Linked DNA regions of Homo sapiens: region 1 is linked to region 2. Evidence: read pairs that join two places in POLR2A ChIA-PET (ENCODE). Cell type or tissue: OCI-LY7. All regions are shown on one strand. Links, peaks and the distances in the headings refer to the core of each region. The heading gives the core; the rest is flanking DNA.

Evidence for each region. ChIA-PET counts read pairs that join two places held together with the same protein. Peaks named below come from ENCODE experiments on the same cell type or tissue, not always from the same donor. Only the 100,000 strongest peaks of a DNase experiment are listed, where the experiment ranks them.
Region 1: POLR2A ChIA-PET joins it to region 2 with 30 read pairs; 1 of 35 experiments calls an interaction of 5 or more read pairs at or near these places.

The regions. Positions count from the first base shown.
Region 1 is chr16:23,517,680-23,520,179 of GRCh38, forward strand. It overlaps a transcript of GGA2 not described here. Among named protein-coding and RNA genes, the nearest start is that of GGA2, 8.4 kb to the left of the region's middle. In OCI-LY7, for the core only: no CTCF peak of the experiment used is centred there; DNase peaks (open chromatin) are centred at 1,032 and 1,792; H3K4me3 peaks cover 1,970 bases; H3K27ac peaks cover 2,500 bases.
Region 2 is chr16:23,022,998-23,030,997 of GRCh38, forward strand. LOC112268176 (a long non-coding RNA gene) reads left to right here. Exons shown (of 2, transcript XR_002957913.2): 2 at 1-1,366. Among named protein-coding and RNA genes, the nearest start is that of USP31, 120 kb to the right of the region's middle. In OCI-LY7, for the core only: no CTCF peak of the experiment used is centred there; a DNase peak (open chromatin) is centred at 3,974.

The DNA.
Region 1 (2,500 bases), core at 1-2,500, 490 kb after region 2:
TGGAATAGCCTTCCAACACCCATCTACCTGGGAAACTCCTACTCATCCCTCAGAACCCCTGAGGTGCATGCCACCACACCTAGCTAATTTTTTGTGTTTTTAGTAGAGACAGGGTTTCACTGTGTTAGCCAGGATGGTCTCGATTTCCTAACCTCGTGATCTGCCTGCCTCGGCCTCCCAAAATGCTGGGATTACAGGCATGAGCCACCGCGCCTGGCCTATTTATTTATTTATTTACTTATTTATTTTTATTTTTTGAGATGGAGTCTGTCACCCAGGCTGGAGTGCAGTGTTGTGATCTCGGCTCACTGCAACCTCTGCCTCCCGGATTCAAGCGATTCTCCTGCCTCAGCCTCCTAAGTAGCTGGGATTACAGGTGCGCACCACCATGCCTGGCTAATTTTTGTATTTTTAGTAGAGACGGCATTTCACCATGTTGGTCAGGCTGGTCCCAAACTCCTGACCTCATGATCCACCTGACTTCACCTCCCAAAGTGCTAGGATTACAGGCATGAGCCACCACGCCTGGCTGACATTTATATTTTTTGAGACAGAATCTCACTCTGTCACCAGGGATGGAGTACAGTGACACAGACACAGCTCACTGCTGCCTCGACTTCCTGGGCTCCAGCTATCCTCCCACCTCAGCCTCTCAAGTAGCTGGGACCACAAGTGCTCACCACAATGCTCAGCTAATTTCTGTATTTTTTTGTAAAGATGGGGGGGTTTCACCATGTTGCCCAGGCTGGTCTTAAACGCCTGTGCTCAAGCAATCCTCCCCCATTGGCCTCCCAAAGTGCTGGGACTACAGGAGTAAGCCACCACACCCAGCCAACAACTTCTAATTTTAGTCCCCACTAAACACATGTCAGTCATCTGTCCCCAGCCTTCACTTCCAAGCTTTGTCAAAGGTAGTTTCTCCCAGACAGCTGGATTCAATGCAAATTACAAGCAACAGACTGGACTGCTAATTATACTGGCAAATCTTGCAAAAGAGGAAAGACTTCCCCGCTTAAATGGAAGTGATACTGGTAACTGTTAAGAGTCTGGCAGTTAGACCAGCTGATGAGTGCCATTTCTGAAGAAACTGATCTTACTAACATAGTCCTCAAACACTTTTTCATCATGAGATCTTGACCCTTACTATGTATCTGGCAACGTGCCAGGTGCTATGGTTATACAAAAAGACAGACTTCCTGCCATAATCTCATATTCTTTTGAGTAAGAGAGTAAATATGTACAAATATATAATTTCATATAGTAAAAAGTACTATGAAGGCAAAAATAAAGTAGGATAAAGGCAGTATGAATGGGATTCCAAATTTGGCTATAAAAATGTAATTTTCTAGAACGGATACTGTCTTTTTTTTTTTTTTTTTTTTGAGACAGTCTTGCTCTGTCACCCTGGCTGGAGTACAGTGGCACTATCCTGGCTCACTGCAGCCTCCACCTCCCTGGGCTCAGGTGATCCTCCCACCTCAGCCACGCCAGTAGCTGGGATTACAGGTGTGCATCACTACACACCACTAATCTTTGCATTTTTTGTAGAAACAGGGTTTCACCATGTTTTCTAGGTTGGTCTCGAACTCCTAGGCTCAAGTGATCCACTGGCCTTGGCCTCCCAATGTGCTGGGATTACATGCATGAGCCGCCGTGCCCAGCCCTGGAAAAGATACTCTCTAAACAACACCGAAAAAGAACACGCTCAGGGGAAGGAACTGGTTTCCCACACACTAAAGTGAGCCACCTGCAGCCATGATCATAGAATATGACTCCCATTGACCACAGCTGATTGGACCAGGGGTAGACACCTGACCCAGGCTAGGCCAATCAGATTCTCCCCTGCGAGTTTGTATGTGGAATATTGGTTATTTAATTGGTGATGTAGGAGAAGAGAGATGATTTACCTTCAGGGCTAGGGCAGCTGTTGGCCAACTGCAGAGATAAAGAGAAAGGCAGCCTGCAGAGGGAAAACAAGGGGAGCAGACACACAGAGGGGTGAATGTTAGAAACTGTGCCATCTCAGAGGGCCGAGTGGCTGCCTTTGGTCCCAACAGGTTTCTAGGTACAGATTCCATTCTTTTGTGAGGTCCAGTTGGAAGTCCTGCCCTTTAGATCTGTGAGAGTCCTAATTCTTCCAATAAATTCCTTTCATGGTTTCAGTTAGTCTGAGTGTGTTTCTATGCATTGCCACCAAGATCACTGTTTCTAAGGATGAAAATAATGGTGATAGTTACCTAACATTTATTAAATGCCATGTAATGTTCTAAGAACTTCATATATGTTGCCAGGCGTGGTGGCTCATGCCTGTAATCCCAGCCCTTTGGGAGGCCGAGGCAGGCGGATCACCTGAGGTCGGCAGTTTGAGACCAGCCTGATCCACATGGAGAAACCCCGTCTCTACTAAAAATACAAAATTAGCTGGCTATGGCGGCACATGGCACATGCCTGTAATCCCAGCTACTTGGGAGGCTGAGGCAGGAAAACCACTTGAACCCGG
Region 2 (8,000 bases), core at 2,843-5,342:
TGGAAAATTCAGTTTCAATGGTCCTTTCAGAGCTACAGCATCTGTCTCTCAATGTCTATGTTAATTCCTCTAAAAGGACTCAGACCTGATGTGGCTCCCAGCCTTCTTGGACCCCTCCTATCTGTGGTACTGATGGGTACAGAACTCACACACCCTACCCTGGGTGTGAGTAAGAGCATGGGCCTTGTAATCTTGGCTTGTTTGGAAAGAGGAAGGGGAAATTCCAGAAGTGAAGGTCATAACAGTTTTCTGTCAGATGGGGTGGTGGCTCAAAGCAGAGGTTATGAGCCTGAGTATGTAGCTCCATCACCCAGTGTGAACTTGGGCAAGTCCTTACCTTTTCCCCTCTGCATCCTCTCCATCCACTTCCCTCACTGACATTCCAAAACACACACACACACATACACACACACACACACACACACACATTTTTATTTTAAGACAATTGTTGATTCACATGCAGTTTTAAGAAATGCTAGAGATCACAGACCAGGCACAGTGGCTCATGCCTGTAATCCAGGCACTTTGGGAGGTCGAGGCAGGTGGATCACTTGAGGTCAGGAGTTCGAGACTAGCCTGGCCAATGTGGCGAAACCCCATCTCTACTAAAAATACAAAAATTAGCTGGGAGTGTTGGCATGCACCTGTAATCCCAGCTACTCAAGTGGCTGAGGCAGAAGAATTGCTTGAACATGGGAAGCGGAGGTTACAGTGAGCCGAGATCGCACCACTGCACTCCGGACTGGGCAACAGAGTGAGACTCTGTCAAAGAATGAAAGAAAGAAAAAGTAATAATAGAGATCACAGAGCACTTTACTCAACTTTCCCCATAGTAACATCTTGCATACATGTAGTACAATATCACAACCAGGAAATTGACATTGATACCATCCACCAATCTTAGATTTTGCCAGCTTTACATGCACTCATGTGAGCTTGTTTGTGTGTTTAGTTCTATGTAGTTTCATCATGTGCACAGATTTGTGTGGCCACCGCCACAGTCAAGATCTACCACCAAGAGGTCTGTTGTGCTGTCCTTTTATTGCAACATCTACCTGCCTCCCTCCCCTACTCTCTGATCTGCAGCGATCATTAATCTGGTCTTCATTTATAATTTTGTAATTTCAAGAATGCTATAGAAATGGAATCATACAGTAGGTAACCTTTCAGGCCTGGCTTTTTCTTTCACTCAGCATAATTCCCTTGAGATCCATCCAAATGGTTGCATGTATCAATAGCTTGTTCCTTTTTATTGCTGACTAGTAATTCATAGTATGGATGTTCCACTGTTTAACTGTTTGCTTTTTGAAGGACATTTGGATTGTTTCCAATTATTGGCTGTTATGAATAAAGCTGCTATGAACGTTCATGTACAGGCTTTCGTGTGAATGTAAGTTTTCATTTCTCTGGGACAAATGCCCAAAAGTATAATTGCTGGGTCGTTATGGCAAACATATATTTAATTTCGTAAGAAACTGCCATATCTTTTTCAGAATGGCTGTTATATTTTACATTGCCACCAGCAATGATTGATTGATCCCAGTCCTCCACATCCTCACCAGCATTTGGCATTATCTCTATTTTTTTATTTTTACTGTGCCAATAGATGTGTAATGATATCTCATTGTAGTTTAACTTGCATTTCCCAGTAGCTAATAATGTTGAACATCTTTTCACGTGGCTCTCGCCCACTTTTGTAAGGAGGTAAAGCTTGAGAATGTTTTCTCACCTGATAAATGGATAGAACAATAGGACAATACCTACCATCCAGAGATGTTGTGAAAGTTCTCCTAAGCACCTAGCAAATGAGTATTCAAGAAACATTAGGGTATGGTGGCTCATGCCTGTAATCCCAGAACTCTGGGAGGTTGAAGCAGGAGAATCACTTGAGTCCAGGAGTTTCAGACCAGCCTGAGTATCATAGTGAGACCCCGACTCTACAAAAAATTTAAAAAATTAGCCAGGCATGGTGGCACATGCCTGTAGTCCCAGCTACTTGGAAGGCTGAGGCGGGAGGATTGCTTGAGCCTAGGAGGTTGAGGCTGTAGTGAGCTATGATTGCACCACTGCACTCCAGCCCGGGGTGGCAAGAGCAAGGCCCCGTCTCTCAAAAAAGAAAGAAAAAAAAAAAAAAAGGCCAGGCACGGTGGCTCATGCCTGTAATCTCAGCACTTTGGGAAGCCAAGACGGGTGGATCACTTGAAGTCAGGAATTCGAGACCAGCCTGGCCAACACGGCGAAACTTCGTCTCTGCTAAAAATACAAAAATTAGCCAGGCATGATGTCTCACGCCTGTAATTCCAGCTACTTGGGAGGCTGAGGCAGGATACTCGCTTGAACCCGGGAGGCAAATGTTGCAGTAAGCCGAGATCGCGCCACTGCACTCCAGCCTAGGTGACAGAGTGAGACTCTGTCTCAAAAAAAAAAAAAAAAAAAAAGGAAAGAAAGAAAGAAAGAAAGAAAGAAAGAAAGAAGAAAAGAAAGAAACATTAATTTTTCGTATTCCTGCAAGAGAGGGGTTAATAGTATAGACTCCAAAGTCAAACAGAACTCCATTCTATCACTGAGAACCCTCTCCCTAAACCTCATTTTATGTCTCTATTAAATGGGAAGAATAATATTACTTACTTTACAGGGTTGTCATGAAACTGAAATAGATAAGATATGAAAGGCACTTAAAACTGTGCCTAATAAGTGCTTAATTCTGTTTTTCCCTCCAGAACTCAGCATATCGGAGGCCCCCAATTAAGCCTTGTCCTTCCAACTGACACTTCATACCTCTCCCACCATCATCTCCCAGTGCACCAGGGTCACTTGCTGGGGCCAGGATAGGAAATCCCAGATACAAACTCTCCCTTCAAGGATTTTTTTTTTACCCCACCAGAGCTCTCCACTGCTCCAGGAGAAGAAACAAAGGATTGGGTCTGAGAGCTGGGTGAGATTACATTTATCTAAGAAGCTTCCAAATGAAAACTAGCATTTGTACTTATTGCATTTCACCTCCAAATTTGATTACATTTCTCTCCCGCTGTAAATCTGCCTTTCCTTCTGCCAAGTTATTATTAAATCCAGGACAGAATTGGTGGAGTGATACGTAAAATTTCCATCTTGGCTTTGACATTCCAGGAAGTTACAAACCAATTACAGCTGCTGAGCCTCAGGCCTTTATGAATCACAGAGCACAGCAAGGGATGGAGGAGGCCAGAGTGGGGACGGGAGGGAGACAGTGAGGTGGGAATCAAAGGTCAATTAAAATAAAACAGTCAATTTTAATTTGAATGTCTTGCTTATATTCACATCCCATTCCCATAAGTGGAAAAGCAAATGAAGCTTATTCATTTGTGTGGGCATGGTGTGTGTGTGTGTGTGTGTGTGTGTGTGTGTGTGTGTGTGTGTGTTAGGACAATAAAGGCTTTTGAAATGGTTTCAGAGTCCCAGAGATTTGAAATTTGAAATGTCCCAGGGAGAAAACATGCAATCTGGTGACCTGCCCAAATGTCAGGGTAGCTGCCTAAACAAAGAGCCATCAGCGTTAGCCTTGGGGCATGTGAGTCTAAATGACACCAGTTCTAGCTTTGGGAGTTGGATCTCTGTGTTTGAGCCCTCACTTCATCACTTAATATGAGGAATTTCTCTGTGCCTCTATTTCCTCATTGGTAAAATGAGGACAATAATACCTTTCCCTGTTGATTATTTTAGAGATTAAGATAAATAATACAGCTAAGGTGTCAAGCACGACGCCCCACCAGGCGAGTGACATTATTTCCTTTCTCCAAGGAAATAACCGTCAGTGGGTCCCAAGTCCAACTAAGTGACCTCAAACAGCTACAGTTTGACTAGACCTTGATGTACTGTATGCTTTCCTAATGGTGGCATACGTTCCAAGGCAGTTGGTTTTCTTTTCCTTCATGTGAACTTCTTTTCCCTGGCCCTCTCCTAAGGGCAAATGGTTGGTTAGATTCAGCACCGTGGACAGCAGAGATGCTGCCAGCCAAGGTACCAGAGTTCCATTCATGGACCCTCATCTTGTGGCCCCTTCCTGTCAGCTCATGGCTCAGACATCCTGTGAGCCGTACAGTTGATTTGGTGTTAGGTTGCAGTCTTAATCTCTGACTTTCAGCAGTATGGGAAATTTACTTTCTTTTTTCTTTTTTTCTTTTTTTCTTTTTTCTTTTTTTTTAAGACAGAGTCTCACTCTGTCACAAGATGCATGTGGGGAGAGCTCAAGAGAAGCCCTAGCTGAGGAGGAGGTGATGGTGTTAGTGGGATTGAAGAGGGAAGAAGGCAGAAAACAATACCCACACATAACACACCTCTGCCAGACAGTAATCAACACCTGTTAGTTCATCTTCAAGGTTTGGTTCCTGGGAACACCTGCTCCTCTATTCCCTGAGCATCTGATGTTGTCCTTGAAAGCAGAATGCCAGCCTCCCAGGGAGGAGCAGAGACACCAACAAACAGCTGGCAGAAGTCACCCAGCTGGCCCTCTCTCCTACTCTCAGCCCTGGGCCTTTGTTTGCGAGGGCCAAGCCATAGGCTACTTTCTCCCTCTGCCTACCACTGGGACCCCCTTGGCAGGAGTCCCTGGTACTCATGTTTTTTGAGGAATCCAGCCCCACTTTGCCCCATATGCTGAGTGATCAGGTGAGGACTCCAAGCCAGCAAAGGAGAAATCAGAGGGCCCCCTTCCCCAACCCCCATCTCCCTCCTGGACTTCTGCCCAGGTCTCTCTGTGTCTGACAGTACTGCTCCCAGGTCTGGACTAGGTCACATTTGAAGGAAGTTTTCTCATTTGTCTCCATATCCGTGGTTTTCAAAGTGTGGTCCTGGGATTTGCAGCATCACCTGGGAGGTTTTTAGAAATGCAAATTCTTTTAAAAAATTTTTTTTGTTTCCCTGGGTTATTGGGGAAAAGGTGGTGTTTGGTTACATGAGTAGGTTCTTTAGTGGTGGTTTATGAGATTTTGGTGCACTCATCACCCAAGCAGTATATACTGCACTGATTTGTAGTCTTTTATCCCTCACCCCCTTCCTACCCTTTCCCCCTTGAGTCCCCAAAGTCCATTGTCTCATTCTTTGCCTTTGCATCCTCATAGCTTAGCCCCGACTTATGAGTGAGAACACATGATGTTTGGTTTTCCATTCTTGAGTTATTTCACTTAGAATAATAGTCTCCAATCTTGGGCTCCATCCCAGACCTACTAAAACAGAAACTCCAGAGATGAGGACCAGCAATCTGTTTGAACAAGACCTTCAGGTGATTTCAATGCACACCATATGGAATTGTTCTATTGTTCACCTCAGTTGGTGGATGCCTGGATTAGTTCCATTTTTTTTTTCTTACAACAGCAAAAAGTCTGTATTGAACATTCTATCAGGTACACCTTCATGGACCCACGCAAGTATTTCTACATGACACATTCTTTAAAATGATTTACTAGGACAAATGATGTACCTACTTAAATGTTCATAGATGTGCCAGATGGACTTCCTAAAAGGTTGCACCAATTTGCATTCCCACCACAGAGAATGAAGGGGTACATGTCCCCACAGCCTTTCCAGCTTCAATTAAGTATATCAGATGTTTTCACTTTCTGTTCCAATTTGAGAGGTGAAAATTATATCTTGTTTTGATTTGCACTTCTTTAAGAGTGAAATTGAGCATATTTTCCTATATTTATTAGCCATTTTAGCATAGTACTTTTTTGGTTGTCTCTATTTTCAGCAATCAATAATATGACTTGTATAACTTTTTTAAAAAAAGAAAAAAACATGCTAGTCCCCTCTTTTCTGCAAAATACAGTCTTATGAAGGAGCCAGTGCGGGGTCAAGTGTGGGGTGACCAACCATAGTGATTTGCCCAAGATGGAGGTGTTTCTACGGACATGGGACCTTCAGTGCTAAAACTGAGAAAGTCCAAAGCAAATCACAATGAGTTGGTCACCTAGGTGGGTGACTTGCTCAGAGTGTCACACAGAAAATCAGCAGCCAGCCTGAGGGGAGGTTCCCAAATCCCTGATGCCCTGCCCAGGTCTCCTTCTTCTCCAGGCATCTCTCATGGAGAAACAAAAATGGAGACACAGAGGAGTTGGGTGACGTGACTTGTGAATCTCTCCCAACTAGACAAGAAGCTCCTTTTGCTCATTTACCTCTTTAGCCCAGTGTTGATCACAGAGCCTGGCAAAGAGTTGGTAGCTAGATTTACACTAAAGGTATTATCACAGTGTTGAGGAAGGGGAAGAGAGGCAGTACCGCAGTATCCACAAAATCACAATCTGCACACAATTAGGATCCATCTCATGACTTTTGCAGGGAAATGCAGTTGAAGGACCATGGGCTTTGGGAGGACAGACTTGATCTCTAATCATCCCAGTCTCATCACTTACAAGCTGTCTAACCTTGGAAAACAGCTCTTCACAGTCCTTAGTTTTCTCATATCTAAGATGGGACCAATAATACCTACATCTTAGCAGAATGGTTAGGACATGAAGCAGACACAAGGAAGAGATGACGAAGAGGGCAGGTCATTCTTTCTCTCAAGGATAGGAGAATGAGCACCTGGAGTGGCTCACCCAATTGCCACAAGAGAACAAGTGGCCTCTGCTTCAGGGCTCTGCACAAAAGAGCTTAGCCAAGGTCTCCACTGGAGGATAAAATATAGTCCAGTCTCTCCTCACCAAAGAAGGCTCCCTGGCACAACGCTGAATGTGCCTGGAGAAAGAGGTATGTTTTCTTTCTAGAAGGAGCCCTTTCAATGCCAAACTGAACAGCTGTGGGAATGTGTCTACCCAGAAGGAGCACATTTTTGCAAATTCACACAAAGCAGCAAGCCCTGACCTATATTAGCCCCATGTATCGTAGCCCCTCTGACCTCTCCTATCCCTCGGAACACAAAGGAAATGTTTCCCTTCTGAGGACTGCAGTGCCAGGCCAGGCTCACCCTGACAGGTCATTTGAAGAGCGGAATCTTTTGCTCATTATGAATAATAAATCATTTGCAGAATAGGAAGTTGCCTCAATTCTGGCATGAGGTCACTGGGAATCACTACAGGAGGCAGATGGGCTGCCTGTTAAGAAGGGAGCTGGCATCAAGGATTCAGGTGAGCCTCCAGCACAGCTATATGCACAAGCCGAGGTTCAGGATCCAGATGCTGAAGCATCTTTGCCCTGGCTTGGCCATGTGTGTTTACAGACCATCAGGAGCCCAGCTGCCTATCTCAGGGAGGTCTTTGTGCAGAATACCAATCCTCCTGGCAGCCGGCCTCTGCTCAATTAAGAGAAAAAGAAAAGATGACTGCTAAATGTTCAGTTTACTTCCTTCGCTACAAATATCCAACCCAAGGGAGAGAGTAATCTAATATATTCTGAGATGATTTAAACTCATTTGAATAAAAAAAAAATTCTGCAGCAGTGAGCTGCACAGAGAATGGGGGTTTGGTGACTCCACAGAACAAGCTGAAAATGTGGCTCAGAAAAGAGAGAAAACCAACAGAGGTAACTTAAAATCTGACCACTCAACCAGCTAGCCGACCGACTCAACAGACAGGCAAGCCCAGACCAGGAGTAAGCCCCAACGCTGTGTGAAGCCAGGATGGATGGTTTTTATTTCTGTTGTCAATGTTCAACCTGAATAAATTATCCTGGAGGAGGGAGAGCTGCAATCAATTAAACCAAAATAATATGTTGATAAAAGAGCTATGTGATAATAAAAATTAAGTACATTTATTTGGGTGTTGCCCAAATGTTTCACACCCTGTATTCAAGGCACAGGTGCCTCATCTGTCACATCTAGGCAGATGTAATTCATGCATTCCCTCTGTTGCCATCAGATACAAAATACCTTATTCTTCAGCATGCACACCACTCATCCAGAGACCATCCAGAGATGGCACCTGCACACGCAGATCCCCCACACTCACTGACACATGCACGCTCATCCATTCACCCACCTCAGAACTCCACATATACCAGTGGTCAACCATCTGTGCTAACAAGATCGT